Linked DNA regions of Mus musculus: region 1 is linked to region 2. The links are chromatin loops, found by intact Hi-C in ENCODE. Cell type or tissue: gastrocnemius. All regions are shown on one strand. Links, peaks and the distances in the headings refer to the core of each region. The heading gives the core; the rest is flanking DNA. Region 1 holds the start of E130311K13Rik (RIKEN cDNA E130311K13 gene). Region 2 has its middle 70 kb from the start of Strit1.

Region 1 (9,831 bases), core at 705-8,704, 380 kb before region 2:
TATCCATTATATAAACAAACTCACAGACAAAAACCACATGATCATCTCGTTAGATGTGGAAAAAGCATTCGACAAGATCCAACACCCATTCATGATAAAAGTCTTGGAAAGATCAGGAATTCAAGGCCCATACCTAAACAGGATAAAAGCAATCTACAGCAAAACAGTAGCCAACATCAAAGTAAATGGAGAGAAGCTTGAAGCAATCCCACTAAAATCAGGGACTAGACAAGGCTGCCCACTTTCTCCCTACCTATTCAACATAGTACTTGAAGTCCTAGCCAGAGCAATTAGACAACAAAAGGAGATCAAGGGGATACAAATTGGAAAAGATGAAGTCAAAATATCACTTTTTGCAGATGATATGATAGTATATATAAGTGGCCCTAAAAATTCCACCAGAGAACTCCTAAACCTGATAAACAGCTTCGGTGAAGTAGCTGGATATAAAATTAACTCAAACAAGTCAATGGCCTTTCTCTACACAAAGTATTTTGTCTTATTTTTAAAAATGTAAAAGTTGTTAGTTCTTCATGGCCAGTATCAAAGCAGTTTTGCTAATTGCTTCTCAGTCTAGAGCTGCATACCAGCCCTCTGATGGTTCTTCCTTTTATCTATATTCCTCTTTGCAAGTATGTAGATTTCCAGTAACGTGTAATCAAAAAATGAAAACTCCTTTTTTTTCCCTTTAGGACATATGGTGTCTCCTGAGTGCTGAAATTATTCTCCATTATCTAAACCAAATACCTCAACAAATCCTTCCCATCATAATTCTGCCTACTACCTGCAGTGAGAGGCTCCCAGGTTGAAGGAGAGCTGTGAGCTCAAGTTAAACTAAAGAACATATCCTATCCGTACTTCTTTAAAATTAGCAGTGGGAGCTGGAGGGATGGGTGGGCAGTCAAGAGCACTGACTGCTCTTCCAGGGGACTTGGGTTCCATCACATCTTCCATATGGTGGTTCACAACCCTCTGTGACCCCAGTCCCAAGAGATGTGTTGCTCTCTTCTGGGCGCTGCATGCACTTGGGTGCACATCCATACATGTAGAAAAAGCACCATCGTATATAAAAATAAACAAATCTATAAAAGATTAGCAGCTTTCACTTACTAGCTTGGCCCCAGCACTACAAAAAGTTAAATAGAAGAAAACAAACAAAGCCTTTGAGCACTAGACCTGTCCACTGTGGCCATCACTTCAGGTTCCGGGAGTGCTGTAGCAGCTAAAATTTAGTACTTTATTCAAGATAACCATTCAAAAATCCTCATAGAAATGACTCAAGAGGATCCATGATTGTAAAAGGTAGGAATCTGGTAAATCCTACTATACACAAAAAACAGGCTCTCAAGAAGGTAAGTGTTTTGTCTGCTTGCTTGCTTTTGTTTTTTGTTTTTGTTTTCAAGACAGGGTTTCTTTGTATAGCCCAGGCTATCCTGAAATTTTATTTTTAGACCAGACTGGCCTCAAACTCTTCTGACTCCCAAGTGCTGGGACTAAAGATGTGCACCACACACCTAACTTTAGTGATTTTTCTAAGGACAGATTGCTAGTAGAGTCAGTCCCGGCTACCGTCTCCCTGTGAAAGTACGAAGCTGCTGCTGCTGCTGCTGCTTGCTCTATTGCCAGCTCACCTGTCCCCTATCACAGCCTCTTTTGCACCATCTAAATTAGCTCCTAAACAGAGGCAAGCTTCAGATTGCATCCCTCATTCTTAAACCAATATACCAATCCCCAGTTTATATCCTTTGATTTATAACCTTATTCTGCACTTACAATAGTCACTGGAAAGTGAACCCTCCCTTCTCAGGTGCCAAGATTACACATACCAGGTTTCGTGTGGAGAAAATTAGTTTGCTAGATTACACGTACATAACTAGTTTTATGCACAAGGGGCTGAACCTAGGGTTTTTGAATGGCAGCACAAGCATTCTACCAACTGAACTACATCTTTAGCTGCAAGGGTGAACTTCTACTCAAATTGCTTATCAATGGTGAATTTTCACTAGAAGAGACATCCTCATTTGAATTTGGAAAGTGTGGGTGTGGGGAGCCGTGAGCAATCGCCATCATGAGCCTCCGCTGTGCCTAACTGGTAAATAAGTAATGTGCGCAGGTGCAAGAGTAAATTCGTGCCAAGTCACTGCCCATCCCGGGGCGTAGTAGTGGGGTGATGAGTGAGCAGCTAATCAGAAGCTGACACGTCACATGGAGGGGTATATAAGCAGCATCATTTTCCTTGTTCGGGGTTGTTCTTCTTTCACCTATGCAATCAATGCTCTCCCAATAAACGTGTGCAGAAGGATCCTGTTGCAGCGTCGTTCTTCCTGGCCAGTTGAGCGCGTGCAAGATGTGGGAACATTTAATAAAATGTTAATGGAAAGAATGTTATGGTCTGATCCTCTCCTAGGATAGCTGCAGCCATCTTGTGCCATGCCTGCCAGCTTCTCCATATTGTTGCTGTAAAATGCCTTCCAGTCATTGGCACAGGGAGGTGACTTGGCACAAGGACATGCAGATCACATTCTCTGTTTTGTTCTGTATGTTCTGAATGTTCTGTATGAGGTTTGCTCATCTTAAGAAATTCCACAAAGCTGTATGTAGGACTCATCAAATCAAAAGTCAACATGAACTGTTATCTCTATAATATCTTGAGCCAGAGCTGACCACCAGCAGCCCTTCCTAGACTGAGCTTACTGGTTTTTTGTGGCTGACACTGAAGAATGCTACTAATAAGGCAAAAGGTTATGATTATAATACTCATGCTCTGTTAGCTCAATGTTCTGAAATTCCCTTGTTTACCGCTCATCCACCACCACCCTTACCTTACTCAGGACCAATCAGCTTAAAGGTTAGCTGATAATACTTTGCCTAGTGAGCCAACTGCTCTCCTCCTTGCCCTTTAAAGTTTTGAACCTGGTTCCTCATATAAAAAGCCTGCCCTGAGAGGAGAGGCCCTTTGTCTTGTGAAGGTTCTATGTCCCAGTATAAGGGAATGCCAGGACCAGGAAGCAGAAGTGGGTGGGTGAGGAACAGGAGGTGGGGAGGGGAAGGGATAGGGGGTTTTCGGAGGGGAAACTAGGGAAAGGGATAACATTTAAAATGTAAGTAAAGAAAATATCTAATAAAAATGCATTAAAAAAAACCTGCTCTGAGGACAGACTAGTGCCACAATTAGTTTTTTCCTTCTTGTGATCCAATATTATGTATGGTACATGTTCAATAAATTCCTTTTACTTAACTAAAATCAGTGTATGTATAGTTTGTGTGGCAATTTCCACACCCCAATAAGGAAGAGAGCAAAACTGGGGGAAGTGAAGTGGTTAAAAAACACACGCTTCACTTGTAGAGTGCCTGAAATCAGTTCCTAGGACCCATATCAGTTGGCTACCTGTAGCTTCAGCAGAATCCTCAACCACATCCCCTATCAGGTGGCTTCTGCAGCTCCGGTGGAATCTCTGGCCTCCACATGTGTCTGCACACGTCCACACAGAGACTGTGGTTTAAAATTTTACAAGTATTTTTAAAAATCAGATTCTGCGTTTTGATGTCAGTAAATTGAAAGTAAAGGAAAGGGTAAGTATGGGTGAGTGGTGGGAGAAGCCTGCAAAGGCAGCGAGAGGTCCTGAGAAAGATCGACCAAGGGAGGAGAGGAGTGAGGCTAGCACAAAGTGCTGAAAAGACGAGGCCTGGGATACAGACAGACTACAGGGGTTCCGCAGGAAATTAAAGCTAAGATCGGAGCTCACTGCAGTAGTTTTGAGATGAGATTAGTCAGCTTGGTTTTCTAACTTTTCCAAGCAGTTCTTGGAACTCAAGAGGGATATACCCATGATGACTTAGTCCTGTAGATATGAAAGTACAACTAGATACTTCACATCTTTAAGGGACTATTTTCCTATTGTCCATTTACAAAGCTATAGAGATAGAGGAGTAATGTCTTCTTTTCCTCTCTGGTGCTTTTGACATAGGTACCTGTGTGTGCACATCATATAAGCAAGTAATAACAAAGGCCTCACAAGTGAGTGTGATATGCTACTGTCAGTCATAAAACTATGGGGTGTGGAAACACTAATTCACACTGTTATATATTTGATTTCTGTAAGGTAAGTTTTTTTTTTGAATTTTCATTTTTTGTTTTATATTTTTGCAATGCTAGATAGAGATCTAGCCCAGGGCCTCAAGTGTTAGGAAAGTTCTCCTGTAACATTTTAAATATAATGAACCAAACAGAGTTAAACAATAGTCCCAAGACGTCTAATGCTTCTAGTACTAACTGTAGAGTTTGGGAGCGACAAAGGGCACCCTCAGGTGGGGTATTTGGTTTTAAAAACATGTTCACTTGTGGAGTCCTGAGCAACACTGATTCCTTTCAGCAACCAGGTGTGAGAAAGCATGGAACAATGCAGCCAGTGATGCTTCCCAGCACCTGTGTGCAGAGTTTTTACCATGCACCAACAGGTCGGTCGTTAGCCCCTCTGGAGGTCAAGCTGAGGACCACCACAAGTGGGTTGTTAGATTTTCTTACAGGCTCAAAAGCCTCAGAGTAAAACATAATTTTATCAGGTAAGATATTTTAGAATTGCCAGGCACAATGGGAAAGGCCAGATCTCTCTTTGGGCCAAAGTTAAATTTATTACACAATGCACATTTCAGCTTAACAAATAAGTATATCTCCATCTCTCTTTCCTTTATTATTCTTGGCATTAAAAATATTTAGAAAGCCAGGCACACGGAAACACAGCAGAAGCCTCTGTATGGGGGAAGCTAAAGATTAGGACGCTGAGGCCAGCCTTTAGAAACATAAACCCTGTTTCTAAAGAAACAAAGGTTGATGCCATATGTGTTTCTGGGTGTGCTCTCCAGCACCATAAAATATGGCAAGTGGATTTCTGAGTTAGAACTAGCCTGGTCTGCGGAGCTAGTTACAGGATAGCCAGGGCTACACAGAGAAACCTGTCTCAAAAATGTAAAAAACAACAAAATAATAAAAATACAAGCTTATAGAAAAAGTAGCAAGAATAAGAGACTGTGCATATTTACACAGATGTCTTATCTTTTCACGGCATTTTTGTGTTGTTCTGCTGTCCTGGCTGGCTTGGTACCACCAAGGACACGCAGAGACAAGAGTGCAAACGCCCAGAATGGGCGGGGACCCCGGAGCCGTGCAGCGCAGCGACCCCTACCGCCCACCAGGGGGCGCCCGCAAGGCTTGCTGGACGCCGGAACATGGCGCGGCCGCCCGCGAGCCTCGGGTCGCAGGCGCCGGACCGCGACCGAGGGGAGGCCAACGTGGTGACACGGGTGTCGCAATGGGCAGACAACCATCTGCGCCTTGTCCAGGTGCCACAGCCCGGCGGGGTGGGCTAGCCTGAGCGGAGTGATCGCGGCAGGCCTGGAAGAGGACCCGCAGGGGCGGAAAGACAGCCGGGCCACAGGGGAAATGGCCAGGGAGGCGACATCGCCTCATTTGCCCTCCTGGCGGCGGCGGTGGTCAGGCCTGGAGGCTGGCGCAGGGCTGGGGACACCACAGGGCTGGCCCAAGAGTAGCTCCTCATTCAGTATGGCGGGCTGGATACCCAGGAAGAGCAGAGAAGCCCGAGAGGCCTTAACAGAGCAGAGCCAGGATGGGTTTTTCCAGGGCTGGGGTTCGAACTTTGGTAAGCATTGTAGTGCTTACCACTGAACTGTATCCCCAGTTGTTTTGGTTTTGGGTTTTGGGGTTGTTTTTTTTTTTTTTTTGGTTTTTTTTTTTTTTTGTTTGTTTGTTTGTTTTTTTGGTTTTTTGAGACAGGGTTTCTCTGTATAGCCCTGGCTGTCCTGGAACTCACTTTGTAGACCAGTCTGGTCTCGAACTCAGAAAGAAATCCGCCTGCCTCTCGTGTTTTCTTTTTAAGTGAAACAAGAGAAGACACTGAAATTCAATCATAGAAGAGACACTTAGACAGCCAGTCTACTACCAGATAAAGGACTGCTAAAGTCCCTGTGGTGGTGGTGGTTCCTGTCATGGAGCAGTCGTAGTAAATGATTTACTGGGAAAAGCTGTAGAGCCCTTGGACATTAAAATTTGGAGACTGATCTTGAAGACAGCCCATTAGACTTTAAAGTACAGTTGTAGGCTTGAGGCAACAGTGTTCAATGGGAAATCAGAACTGGACGTAAAGCTGAGTGAGAGTGAGCTGCATAAACCTGGTGGAGTGGGTAAAGCCCTAGTCTTGACAGACATCTTGAAACAACGTCAGAAAGGTACAGAAAACGGTCTAGAAATGAGGCCTAGGGGATTCTCTGGGGAGGGAAGGTAGCAGAAGCAAAATCTGAGGCAAACAGGGAGACAGATGATTAGGAAAATGAGTAGCCAAAAGCCAGGACAACGTATTTGGAAGGAACAACAACTTTTTTGTTTGTTTGTTTTGAGACAGAGTTTCTCTGTATAGCCCTGGCTGTCCTGACTCACTTTGTAGACCAGGCTGGCCTCGAACTCAGAAATCTGCCTGCCTCTGCCTCCCGAGTGCTAGGATTAAAGGTGTGCAGCACCATGCCCTGCCCGGAACAGCTTTTAAGAATCCTGCTGAGAATTGGAGGAAGCTGAACTTTGCAAAAGCTTTGCAGCAAGAGAGCATGAGGTCCAAGGCCAGGCCTGCTGACATGCTATTGTAGCGCCACGTTAGAGCAGTCTGGTATCTGCCATTTAGTAGTAATCCTTGCCAAATAAATGCATACATTGTTACTTACTATACTAATATTAAAGTTCAACCATTTACACAAACACCAGCTATTTTGTATTTGTAAGGTTTTCTACCAAGTACAAAATTCACCATGGGTGTAAGGCTAGAAATGCTAGGCCATGGGTGCATTCAAGAAATTCACAGGCGGGCCAGGCGTGGTGGGCCATGCCTTTAATCCCAGTACTCGGGAGGCAGAGGCAGGCAGATTTCTGAGTTCGAGGCCAGCCTGGTCTACAAAGTGAGTACCAGGACAGCCAGCTCTATACAGAGAAACCCTATCTCGAAAAACAAAACAAAACGAAACAACAACAACAAAAACATATAAAAAAAAATCGCAGGCAAAGTAAAAAGCATTCACTCAAGTCCCTGTGAGTGCCAGATTGCTAAGGAAGAACTAGGAAGGAATGTGGAAGAGTCCAGCCAGCATTTGAGACATCTGTGTTATTTGAACTGTTAGTGGTCATGAGGACAGTCTCCTTCCTTTTAAGTTGGTACGCTGACTGTTATAAATGGTAATTGGTGAGGATTAATCGTTACCTCTCTTCCTGTAGAACATCAGCACGGGAATGGCCATAGCTGGGATAATGTTGCTGATAAGGAGCGTCCGGCTGGTGAGTGACCAATGGTACAGGCAACAGATAATTGACTTGGTCTCCAGGCTGCTTGGATACATCCTGGGAGAGTTTAAATTATAATTTAGAATAACAAACACACTTTAAGATCTTGGTTAAGATTTAGAACAGAGAATTTATTTGGGGGTCATAAAAATGTGCAGAATTTTACTTACTTAATTCAACAGACTATACGCATAATATTTTTAAGACTTAAAAGGAAATGTTTCCATAAAGGATTTGGTTTGTTATAAATAATATAGTCACTGAACTTGAAAAGCTGAGGCAAGATTGCTGCAAGTTCCTAGCCAGCCTGGATTGCTGATGAGTTTCAGGTCAGCCAGGCATGGGCCAGAAAGAGATCTTGTCTCAAAACAAAAACAGAAAATAAACAAACTAGGATTTGTCTTGTCTGGGTAGAGAGGTGTTGTTACAGATAAAATCTTGGCTTTTAGGCAAAACTGTTTCTCAGGTGTTTTGTAAATAAACCACTATACGTAGATAGAAATTCGAGTTCTGATGTGGCTGTTTTTAAGTTAAACTGTCAGATTATAGAATTATCCATTTAATTTGAAAGGTTACAACTTTCCAATTTATCCTAGAATGGTCTTTTGAGATTCTGCCTAAGAATATATATAATAATGCCTATTATATATAATTATTATAATTATATAATTATTTATTATACATTATTTTATATATTACTATATAATTATTATATATTATATATGAAGTAATATGTTGCATATTATCTATCTCCATATATATGTGTGTGGATATATATCATTATGACGTTCATGTTGATGAATATCTGAAAACAAAATACATATAAGTACTTTATGTATGCCCCCCCCCATACATACACACACACACACACACACACACACTCAATTCAGAGTGGTCCTTCTGAATTGCAGTTAAAAGTAAGTTCTGGGGCTTGGGGATGACTCAGTGGGTAAAGCTATGGAGACCAGAGCCCACATGAAGGTGGAAGAGAACATACTCCACAAAGTTGTCCTCTGATCTCCACATGTACAATATATCATGTATACACACACACACACACACACACACACACACACACCACTAAACAGAAAATTTTAAAAATTCAATTCTGGTTGAGAGATGATTGGAAATTTCCCCAGCGGTTAAATAAAGCTCTTCTCCCTTGCAGAGAAAATATGCTGCAGCATTAAATATGCTTTCCTGGTAAAAGAAACAAGTGCAATGTGATGCAGTTCTGAGCTAGCCGTGATGTGTGCCGCTTGTAGCATTAAGTAGCTACTAACCCTGGGTACCAAGTAGCTGTTGGGGAGTAAAATCTCAGGGCTGGCCTTGGTCAGCAGGGTTTGTTTTGTCTCCTAAATGATTTTTAAAAATAAAAACATGTCTTGCCAGTTAGGAGTCATTTAACTTGACACAGCTTCGCTGAGGATTTACATTTTCCATCTCTTATATAGTAGTTTAAATGGTTTTTAAAGTTATTTACTATTTTTATGTGTATGTGTTTGTGCATGTGTGAGTTTATGTGTGCCAGATGCCAGAAGGAGAGTGTCTGGAACTTGGTGCTGGAAACTGAACCCACATCCACTGCCCTTAACTGCTGAGCCATGTCTCCAGACCCTATAAACACTTTTGATTATATATTAAAGCATTAATGTGAAATTAAGAACCAAGTTAAAACTTTTCAATGGCTATGTCTTCTTGTTAAATGCTTAGGTATCTTCACATTTTATTTCCATTATAAGTGAAAATTACATCTTCTTCTTTGTCAACCAACAGACCTCAAAATTTACAACCTCTTCAGATATTCCAGTAGAATTTATAAGAAAGAAAGTTAAACTACGTGGCCGATTACAGCGGATAACTGAGTGTGGTCTAGAAATTGAACATATACCTATTACTTTACCTTTCATATCTTCATGGAAAGGTAAGTAAGAAACAAGAATTGCAAAATTGGATAACAACTGTAGTGATTGTTATGGCATTTAATAACTAGATGCTGTTTATAAAGTAGCCAAAATATTCTAATTCTGATTACTTTCTGTAACCTATGAAAATCTAAACCATGGTCTGATTTACAAGAAATTATTTAGTTTGGCTCTAGAGTCCTCTCCTTTGTTTTAGTTGACTACTCAGTCTTTCATTTAGGCAGTCAGCTGCTCTTGCCATAAATGATGACAGTCTGGGACTAAAAATAACTGTATGATGCTGAATTGAACAAGTGCAGCCCTTCTAACTTTTGTAGTTTATAATCCTTGTGGAAGATTGATAATATACATGTGAAAATTTGTCCTAATCTCAATGAAGACAGAGTCCTGGAATACATAATTATTTAGGTCTCGTAGGGTTAAGGAAATATGCTCATATACAGTAGTCAGAGAAGGCCTCGTTGACAACTTGTTATATAATCAGAGACTTGAACATTTGAGTGGGCTAGCCTGGAGGAACATAGGAAGGGATGAACCCACACCTTTTGGCAGTTTAAATGAAGCCTC
Region 2 (9,831 bases), core at 837-8,836:
GGAAATAGTTCCCTCAGATGAGCATTTTCTCTGCTCTCTGCTACTCTAAGCAGCCCAGGTAGAAGGGGAAGAGTTCCCTCAGGCTGGACCCAAAGGAAAAGAGAAAGTTGCACTTCTTTCTCTTTTATGATTTATGTCTCATTTTCAACCAAGGATCCATGAAACTCACATTCTCTGAAAAAAGTAGAAAAATTGTCCCTGATTCAGTCAGGGGGATAGCAGCTAGACAATGCAGCCATGGCAGAAAGAATTTTTCCTTCTGTCCAACACTGACCAAGGAGATTTTAAACAATTTAACTAGGTCCTCTTTAAAGGATTAAAGACATATGCTAAAAAGATTTCCCTTGTTACCTAGTTAGCCCCAGATATTAGAAAAATAGATAGAATTTAAAGATATAAATAGGTCCCAATTGCTGGAGGTAATTCAAAGGGTATTTAACAACAGAGGAGTATTTGAGAAAATACCCTTTGCTAAGCTGAAAGCCACTATCAAACTTTCTCTGATAATGAGACACAGTTAGATTTATAGATACTCAATAACAGTTTGGTGTCTTAACCCCCTGTCAGAGGAATATCTCATAGCTGAAGGTTCTACCTCCAATCAAAGGATACAGTTGGATTATCTCTCAGACTGACAACAAAGATTTCTGAGGGTATGGGAAAAAAAACCTGTCCCTGAGGACTAGTCCAACACTGTGTGCCTACCAGTGCAGCTGCCTCTGTCCAGACTGAACAATATCGAATGACCCTGGGAACAAAAGGAGAAATTATAATCCATATTGCCTGGCTTGGGAAAAGAAGCATCCTAGTGCTCTGTCACTTACCCTGGAATAGGCCTTGCCTATGAAGACACACGGGACCTCTGATTCCCATGAGTCTGATTCTTCCGGAGAAACAGGGGCATACTGTCTAGACTTGAAAGATGCAATCTTATGCCTTCCATTGGCAGAAGTAAAATAACCCATCTTTGTTTTTAAATAGACAGGTGCAGTTACATATATCAACATACCTGAACTGGGTTACCCCTGGGTTTAAAGACACTAAATGCAGACTTTCTCCCCTTCCTTCAGAATTTTCCTGGGAAAACAGATTGCAAAACAGGCACTGAAAGGGTGCTGTAATAGTTACAGACTGAGGGCTACAGAATGCCAGCTTCGAAAGGCCAACTTGCTAGAACGCTACCTATCTTGGCAACTAGATGAAGAGAGGCAAAAGGCAAAAGGAGCCCGTCTCAGAGTAGGATTGCTGCTATCCTTTAGAGCCCAACTCCAAAGACTTAAGAGATGGATTCAAGAGTTTCTAAGTGCAATGGACATTGCTCTTCTGGGTACCAGAGTTTATAGAAATAACAAGGCTTCTATATACCAGCACAAATTGGGGCACTGAGCCCCTAATCTGGACTGAGACTAAATAAAAGCCACTTGGGGATTTAAGAACAGGGACTCAAGTCCTCCAGTCCTAAAACTTCCAAAGGTCTCCAGATCTTTTCATCTGTTTGTCCATGAAACAAACAAAGCAAAACAAAAACAAAAACGGAAAAACAAACAAAAATGTATTTTAGGAAAACCCAAACCCCAGGGGTTTTAACCCAAAGTTTGGGACTGCAGAGATGTCCTGTGAAATACCTAACAGTTGGACCATACAGACAAAGGATGGCCCACCTAAGAGCGGTGGCAGTTACTGCTAGTTTAATGAAAGCAAGCAAGCAAGCAAGCAGGCAGGCAGGCAAGCAAGCAAGCAAGCAAGCAAGCAAGCAAGCAAGCAAGCAAGCAAGCAAACTCTGGGTCAAGATCTTATACTCACACTACTCCATGACTCACAATATCCCATGACTCAGTTGAGGCTCTCCAAGAAGCACCAGAGTGCTGACTGTCTAATAACTGTGTGAGTCAGGACCAGGCCCCACTCCTGGCCCACCTTCAAGTCCAGTTTTTAAAACCTACCACCACTAATTTGGCTACCCTCTTGTCTGATGATGCAGGTGCTTGTCTATGACTGTCATGAGATAGAAGGTGAAACCAGGTATGAGGGCACTGCAATAATTGCTGCTCTTCGGGAAACAGTGAAAATGTAGGGAATCAGACTCTGAGTCACAAGAAGGGGACCTGGGGCTTCCATTAATCACTCCCAGCCAGAAACCAGTCAAGATTGCAGGTAATTCTTAGACACCCAGCCCTGTACTACATAGGGATCAGAACTAACCAGACCATCACTGCATTGACTGAGAGAACTCATTGTGACTGCGGGAAGCCCAAATTAATGTGAGAAGACCTATTAGGGGTGAAAACTTGTCAAATATCTAAAATCTTTAACCTAGGCACTTCCCCTTATTCTGATGCCTGCTACTCTGCCTTGTGGGTCAATCCTTCTGGATAACAGAAATATTACCACTCCTCTGAGACAACCTGGTGGGTATGTGCCAATGGTTTGACTAAATATGCCTCTCCTGATGCTTTCTAAACTCAATAGACAATTTAATCAGGACCTAGGGGTATTAAAGCAGCAGTTAGATTCCCTTAGAGAAAAGATCCTACAAAGTTGGAGAGAGGTTGTACTGGCTGGTTTGGTGTATCACCTTAACACAAGCTGGAGTAATCACAGAGAAAGGAGCCTCCCTTGAGGAAATGCCTCCATGAGACTCAGCTGTAAGGCATTTTCTCTATTAGTGATCAAGGGTTGGAGGACCCATTGTGGGTGGTACCATCTCTCAGCTGGCAATCCTGGGTTTTATAAGAAAGCAAGCTGAACAAGCCAGGGGAAGCAAGCCAGTAAGCAGCACCCTCCATGCCCTCTGCATCAGCTCCTGCCTCCAAGTTCCTGCCTGTGAGAGTTCTGGTCCTGACTTCCTTTGGTGATGAACAATAACGTGGAAGTGTAAGCTGATTAAACCCTTTCTTCCCCAACTTGTTTCTTGGTCATGGTGTTTAGTCCAGGAATAGAAACCCTGACTAAGACAGCAGCTTAGACTTATTTCTCTCCAGTTAAAGGAAACTATATCTGGCTTTGAGAAAACATATTGGTTTTCTTGTTTCTAATTGATTCAGAGTAATTAGAAAAATCTTGCCAGGGTTGGGGAAAAAAAAAAAAAAAACCAAACCCTCAAAAACAGAAAGAGAAAAAGATCACTGATAACAATTTCTGTTCTATCCTGGGCAACTACTCAGCTCTCAGCACTGACTGGACCTGTAATTCTCATTCTCATTGCGTTAACTGTAGGACCCTATATATTAAACTATATGGTTAATTATGTATTAGATCAGTAAAATTTTAGAGCAGGATGAGTCCGGGATTTGACTCATTCACTAAGACCTGTGAGAAATGTAACAGGGCACCAGACTTTAGCTGGTCCTGCTATGTTAGCACAAGTGAATCCATTGTGGATGTAAAACTCAGCACCGCCTGCCAAAGCTAAAATAAAGGGCCAATTCTTTAAAGCCCATGGTCACGGGGAAGCCTCTAAATGTACTAACCTTGCTTTTTGGCATCTGTAGTTCTGCTAACTGCTTTTGGTAATGGAAGAATATCAACCCAATGCATGGCTTTTGCACTTCAAAAGCTCACCCCGAGAAAGGCTTGGGGCAACACTGGGATCCTGAGCACACAATTGCCAGTTGGCTATTAAAGAAGTTCTGTTGGCTCAAACCTATGGCCCAGCACCCTTCTCTTGTGAGTACCCCAGGCACATGTATATTTGTTGTTTCAGCGTGTTGCAGCCTAATAATCAAGTATATAGCACCACGGCCAAGAAGACAAAGTGTGTCCTCAGCGTCAAACGAGTTCATCTCCAAGTTCTCTTCTTCATTTCAGATGTTTTTGTCACCCTTACAGGAACGTCTTGGTTTATAGGTATCGATATGCCATCTAGTGGCATATCTTGGAAATGCAAGTCTTTCCTTCTGTCGTTCCTTTTTTTTTTTTTTTTTTCTTTCCCCGGTTCCTTTTCCTTTTCCCCTCTCTCCCCTCCCCTCTTCTGCCCTTCCTCCCCTCTCCATTTTTATTTTGGATATAAATTTCTTCAGTTCTGGAACTTGCTATGTAGACCAGAGTGGCAGTGAACTCACGTAGATCTTGTTTCCGCCTCCAAAGTGCTGAGATTAAAGACTTGCTCTGCTGTGCCTGGCTTTTATTTTGAGCAGTTTCTTCGGACTCCTTGAAGAGTAGCAGACAGAAAAACATCATAATTAGATTTCCTTAAGTAAAACATTAATTTTTAAGTCAGGGGGTTTACATTTTTTATTATATTATTATTGTTTGTGTGAATGTGTGTGAATAGGTGTATGTGAATAGTATGTGTGTGTGTGCATGCATATGTGCATTTTGCGTGTGTGCTATGGAGTTTCTGGGGAGCTCAGAAGGCAATTTTGTGGAGTTGGTTTCTTCCCCCTTTCTTTTCACCTGTACATGGGTTCTGGTGGTCAAACTCAGGTTGTCAGGTTTGCTGGGCTTCGTGCTTCTGCTGGCCCTGGTTTTCTGGGTTTCTTGCATTTCATGTACCCCTTCGTTTGGTTACTCTGTGCACAGGAAGTCGCCTCCTCCAAGGAATCACTGAGCAACCATCGTGAGATGAAGTAGGATTCGTGAGTTTAAGGCTATATTACTGAGGTGTTTGAGAATCATTCTAGAAGGTTTTGAGTGAAATGAATTGCTGGTGGTGTGAGTTTTGGAGAAAAGAGAAACATGCAGAGGCAGGCACACCTAGCAGGGTCATGTCTCTTCCTCCCTGTGTCCCTGAGGTGCAGCGAGTGGTCTCTGCAGATAATATGGTCAGTTGTTGAGGACTGTGAATGAAACCCCCAAACAAAATGGCCCCTTCCTTCCTCGAGTTTTCTGTGCGGTATGGTTTGGAGAGACCTCACGATGGCAGCTCTGCCATTCAAGACAAGTTGATAGTGCATTCACCTATAATCCATACCCACAGGAAACGGATATAAACCTGCGTAGTCAGAAGGCAGAAGCATAGCACTTTTCTGAAGCTGACTCCAAAACAGCAAACACCGCGTACAGTCTTAGCGACAAGGTGCAGTTATTCTTAGTCGTGAAATTTTGATATGCTATTCCCTTTGTGTTGGTCAGCTACAAATATGCAAGACAAGTCATCTTCTGAGGAAGAAAGGTTTATTATGGTTCATACTTGGGAAGGTTTCTAAGCATAGTTGCCTGACCTATTTGGGGTTACTGTGGGAGGCAGCTAATGATTCTGAGAGCTTGGCAGGAAGAGGCTCAGGTCACAGGGTTCCCTTTAAAGAAACAGCTTCACTTTCTTTCAATAGGCACCACATTTGAGTCTAACCACTTTCCAATACTGCCAACAACTTCAGATCAAACAGAGGCTTTGGGGACACATCCCAGCCAAAACACCTAGACTTCCAATTCCCTCTTTCTTTTCAATTTTCAATGTCTGCCACATTTTTGTTGTTGTTGAATGATGCCAAGAACTGATCACTGATATGACTGTGAAAGGGACACAAAAGGGGAAAGAAAACTCTGCCAAGAAACTTCTCTGCCCTGGTGCTTGCTAAAATAGAAGCAAGAGGTGCAACTTTTGTCTCAATGGAGGTATCTGTTAACTGGTTGCCATTTTCAACAAGAGTTCTGGTTGCTATTGATGTGGTCTCGGCACTTCATCTGGGATTAATGAGCACTGCGTCACATTTAAAATCTAGGGGCAGAGGTTTGTTCTGACGGAGACTAAGCAGCACACAGGCAGGGAACTGATGGAATGCTGCAGCCCCATGCTAGTTTGGGTTACTGTTGGCTTGTTGTTATAACTGATCACACCAATGCTGTCACAGAGGGCTCAGTGTCAGGGCTATGCTACTAGTGAAAAGAGTATGTTGAATGCATAATGAACGTTAGGTGGTCTTTCCCGATGAGACTTGCAATAGTATTGATATGTGTGCAGGCTATACCCCTTGTGTGAGCAAGGTAAGAGATCCTGCAAAGCCTGTAATTCATGTCCTTAGGAAAGTAGCAGTCCCTAAGCTCAGTACCTAAATGGTCTCAAGTCCCATTTGATTGATGCTTGGTAATATTGCTACTAAGGCTGACCTATCTTGTTTCTGAAATGCCACTGTGTCTTCCTGAAGAGAACTTTGAGAAAATCTAAAAGATCCGAGGAACTTCTCTGAATTTATGTACAGTAGGGAGCAGTACTTTGTCATGGTAGCTGTTACATAGTGTATCCCCTCTGCACTGGAACGGTTTTTGATGGAGACAAGGGTTGAGGGGCAAACCCAGCACCTGATTCTGGAAGCCTCCATCTGCCCCTGCCAGGATTCTTCCTATGTGTCTGCTCTTCAAAATATCTGTTACTGAATGTGTGGTACCATTTGCCAGAGTCTGTTGGTCTCGATGTGTCTACAATGGTGTCTGTTTGTGAGTCAGAGGCCCCTGAAGTGATCCACAGCCTCTAGTGGTGCTGGGTTTAGAAGCAGGTTCAGAGGAGGCTATGGTAGGAATCTATGGCAGACAAGTGAGTAGGGTTGGGAAAGAGAGTGGAATCCATTTTCATTTTATACTTAGACACTCCATGATTGGCTGATCATTTAGGATATGTGTAAGAGAGCTTCTGAAATGTGTGTGTGTGTGTGTGTGTGTGTGTGTGTGTGTGTGTGTGTGTGTATGTGTGAAAGAGAAAGAGAAAGAGAAAGAGAAAGAGAAAGAGAAAGAGAGGTACAGAGAGAGGTACAGAGAGAAAGGTGCATACCAGGCTAGAGCAAGTTTGGAGGAAATAAACAAACGTTGTTTATAATTTACAGATGGCTAAAAACAAAGTCAACCATCAGACATTGACATCTTATTTAGTGTATGTAACTCAGTATATGTTTAGTACAAAGGTCTCCTTTTGCCCACTTTTATGTGACTTTCCTGGTTTCTAATTACCTTACCACAGACCACACCACAGAAGAAATCTGCTTTCAATTGTCCTCTGAAGGCTTCCTGTCTCCCTGGCTCCACTCTAATCCACTACAGTGCTGAGAATGTGGAGACTGTGTAAAGACAGGAATAGAAAATTTGCACTTGTTGACTCTTTTGGGCGCCGGTTATTCTCCTTGGCTGATGAAATCACTTATAAAGCAGAGTTCGGTTTCTGTCACCAGCATGCATCTCACATTCGTCAGTAACATAAGTTGTTATTTAGGTTGGGTTCGTGGGGTCTGATCTGGCAAGCTCCCTGTTTTAACTTTCCTAGTTTGTTTTCTTGGAGACATTACAGAAAAACAAACTGGTGCCAAAGAGAATGTATGAAATATATGTGATAGAGGTTTCTAGACTTTGAATAGGAGGAAGCAGATGGGTGTGGTCCAGGAAGGGGTAATCAATAAAGTGAATCCTACAGCTGATCTAGCTTATTGTCTAGAGGCGACTTTCAGGGCAGAGTCTAGATGTCTTGCTGAGTCGCAGAGATGTGGGGAGAGGCCAAAGCAGAGGACCAATGACTCCACAGAGGTTCAAGGTTCTTTCTAGTTGTTGCTGAGGACTTCTGCACATCCAGGGGAAGGTACTTGATGGAGTCCAAGGAAAGACCTTCAGAAGGCTAGATTTAAATTGTTTCTGGAGCTCACAGTGGACTGTGTCTCTAGTCCAATCAGAGAGGGAGAAACTTGTGAGATCTGAACACTGAATAGAGTCAGAGAAGTGTGTCAACTTCCATAGGACCCTCTCAGATTTAGATTAAAAGCTTCTCTTTTCTAAACATAAAAATTATTTTTAAAAATATGTGTGTGTGTGTGTGTGTGTGTGTGTGAGAGAGAGAGAGAGAGAGAGAGAGAGAGAGAGAGAGAGAGAGGGGAACAGAGACAGAGACAGACAGAAAAAGTGTATCACAGTATCACAGGTTGTTTTCTGAGTTCAGAAACAACCTTGTGAGAGTTAGTTCTTTTCTTCTACCATGTTGGTTCTAGTGAAGAAACTTAAGTGATCAGACTGAGTTCAGGTGCTTTGCCTGGTAAACTATTTTGCTAGTCTGAGTCTAAATAGCTTCTTTTGATCCACCCTAATGAAAATAGAAGAAAAGTTTTAAGAAGACAATGTCTAAGTAACTACATCCTAGAACAAATTTCAGTACTCCTATGAAACCCACCACATAGAAATATAAAATCCACATTGTTCAACATATGTTCAACATAGTCCAAATGACTATGACTGCTTCCTGGAGATGTTGTAATGTACCACAAAGTAGGTGTATTGCACTAGGAATGTATCCTCTTATAGCCTGGAAGTCACAGTTTATCCTTCCTTTGATACATCTTCCTTGCCACTTCTTAGCTTCTGGTGGTGGCTTTTGACCCTTGAAGTTGTTGGGGTTGTAGCTGTACCCTCGGTTCTTTGCCCCTACATGGTGCTTTCCTTGTGTGTTTCTGTCTAGTCTTCTTATAGAGACAGTCATGTTGGATTCAAGGCCCACTTTACTTAAATATGGCTTCCTCTTAACTCAACCCCCCCATTTTTCTTTAAATTAAAGTTATATTCTGGAGTACTAAGTATTATAGCATTAACATATCTTTTTTTGGAATAAAAAATCACTACACGTATGCAGGCAAGTGATAAAATAATCCATTAAGTACGAGGAGAAAAGTAATCCAATAGAAACAGATGCAGAAATCATGGAAATAATGAGATTGGTAGACACAGATATTAGCAACTATGAAATAAATGTTTCCCACTCTCTATTTTGAATAGTTCTCTATTGCCATATATACTTAGGATTAATGATTTTAACATTAGTCCACTATGCCTCTATGAAGAACAGAGGTGACTACTATAATATGAATTTTCTGTGGATATGAGTTACAGAAATGTTCAGAACAGGTACTTTATTCCTAAAATGGGAATAATAATTCTTACCTCTAAGTGGGAGGAGAAGCCCTTGGCCCTCTGAAGGCTTGATGCCCCAGTGTAGGAGAATGCCAGTACAGGGAATCAGGAGTGGGTGAACACTCTCACAGAAGCAGGGGGAGGGGGTAGGATAGGGGGTTTCTGGAGGGGAAACCAGGAAAGGGGGTAACATTTGAAATGTAAATAAGGAAAACATCTAATAAAAATTTAAAAAATAAGTTGTGATAAGTGAATGGGAATGTTGTAGTTCACTACATACTGAAATAAGTAGATAAACAGTAGCAACTTCCATTGTTGATAATACTTAAGGAGATAATAAAACTACAGGTTAAGCTGTTATGTATTCATGATAGGCAAAGTTGAGTACAATCAATACAATAATAATGGCTTTGACTGATTTCTCTAGACACTAGTCACTGAGACAAATTGGGATATCTGACTAAGCAGTCTTCATTGTAGAATATTTTTAAAGAAGCCACTTTTTATTATGTTTAGTCACATGTATCAGTCCTACACTATGAAGTTTTGCCTAATACACATCTGGTTATTTCTTAGTTGTATCATTTTATAATAAATTACTAACAGCATTGACGTACTTTCTTGAATTCTGTGAACTAGTCTGGAAAATGACTAGACCCTTGAAGTGGGTTATAGGAAACAGACAAATCTTGTGGATTACCCAAGAACCACTATTGTGACCTGTGGCTAAGTGTGTGGAGAAAAGAGTGTAGAACTCAATTCCTAGGCCACACAGGCTCTGAGCTAATCCTGGTTAGTGTCAGACTTGAATTTAATTGGGGAACACAAGACATATACTGACAATTGTGTGGGTTTAGCAACATCTAAACATTTTGGTGGTGACAAGTATGAAGGTTAGAATTATATAGAGAGAAAATAGCTTGCATCCCCACCCCCAAACCTGGTGCTCAGAAAAAAATGATACCTGAAAGTGTAGTATTTGACAAATTGAGTTGGAGAAACAGTCTCAGAACC

The links. Hi-C counts contacts between places; a loop is a spot of excess contacts. Peaks named below come from ENCODE experiments on the same cell type or tissue, not always from the same donor. Only the 100,000 strongest peaks of a DNase experiment are listed, where the experiment ranks them.
Region 1: it touches region 2 in a loop (4-fold over the local background); 15 of 42 quality-filtered maps call a loop at or near these places.

What each region holds. Positions count from the first base shown.
Region 1 is chr3:63,924,766-63,934,596 of GRCm38, reverse strand. E130311K13Rik (RIKEN cDNA E130311K13 gene) reads left to right here and starts at 5,125. Exons shown (of 5, transcript NM_177856.5): 1 at 5,125-5,340; 2 at 7,274-7,333; 3 at 9,116-9,263. The coding sequence starts at 5,227. In gastrocnemius, for the core only: a CTCF peak has its summit at 5,199 (motif pointing right); a DNase peak (open chromatin) is centred at 5,237; H3K4me3 peaks cover 953 bases; H3K27ac peaks cover 1,155 bases.
Region 2 is chr3:63,548,994-63,558,824 of GRCm38, reverse strand. No RefSeq gene overlaps it. Among named protein-coding and RNA genes, the nearest start is that of Strit1, 70 kb to the right of the region's middle. In gastrocnemius, for the core only: a CTCF peak has its summit at 3,864 (motif pointing left); DNase peaks (open chromatin) are centred at 3,637 and 3,807.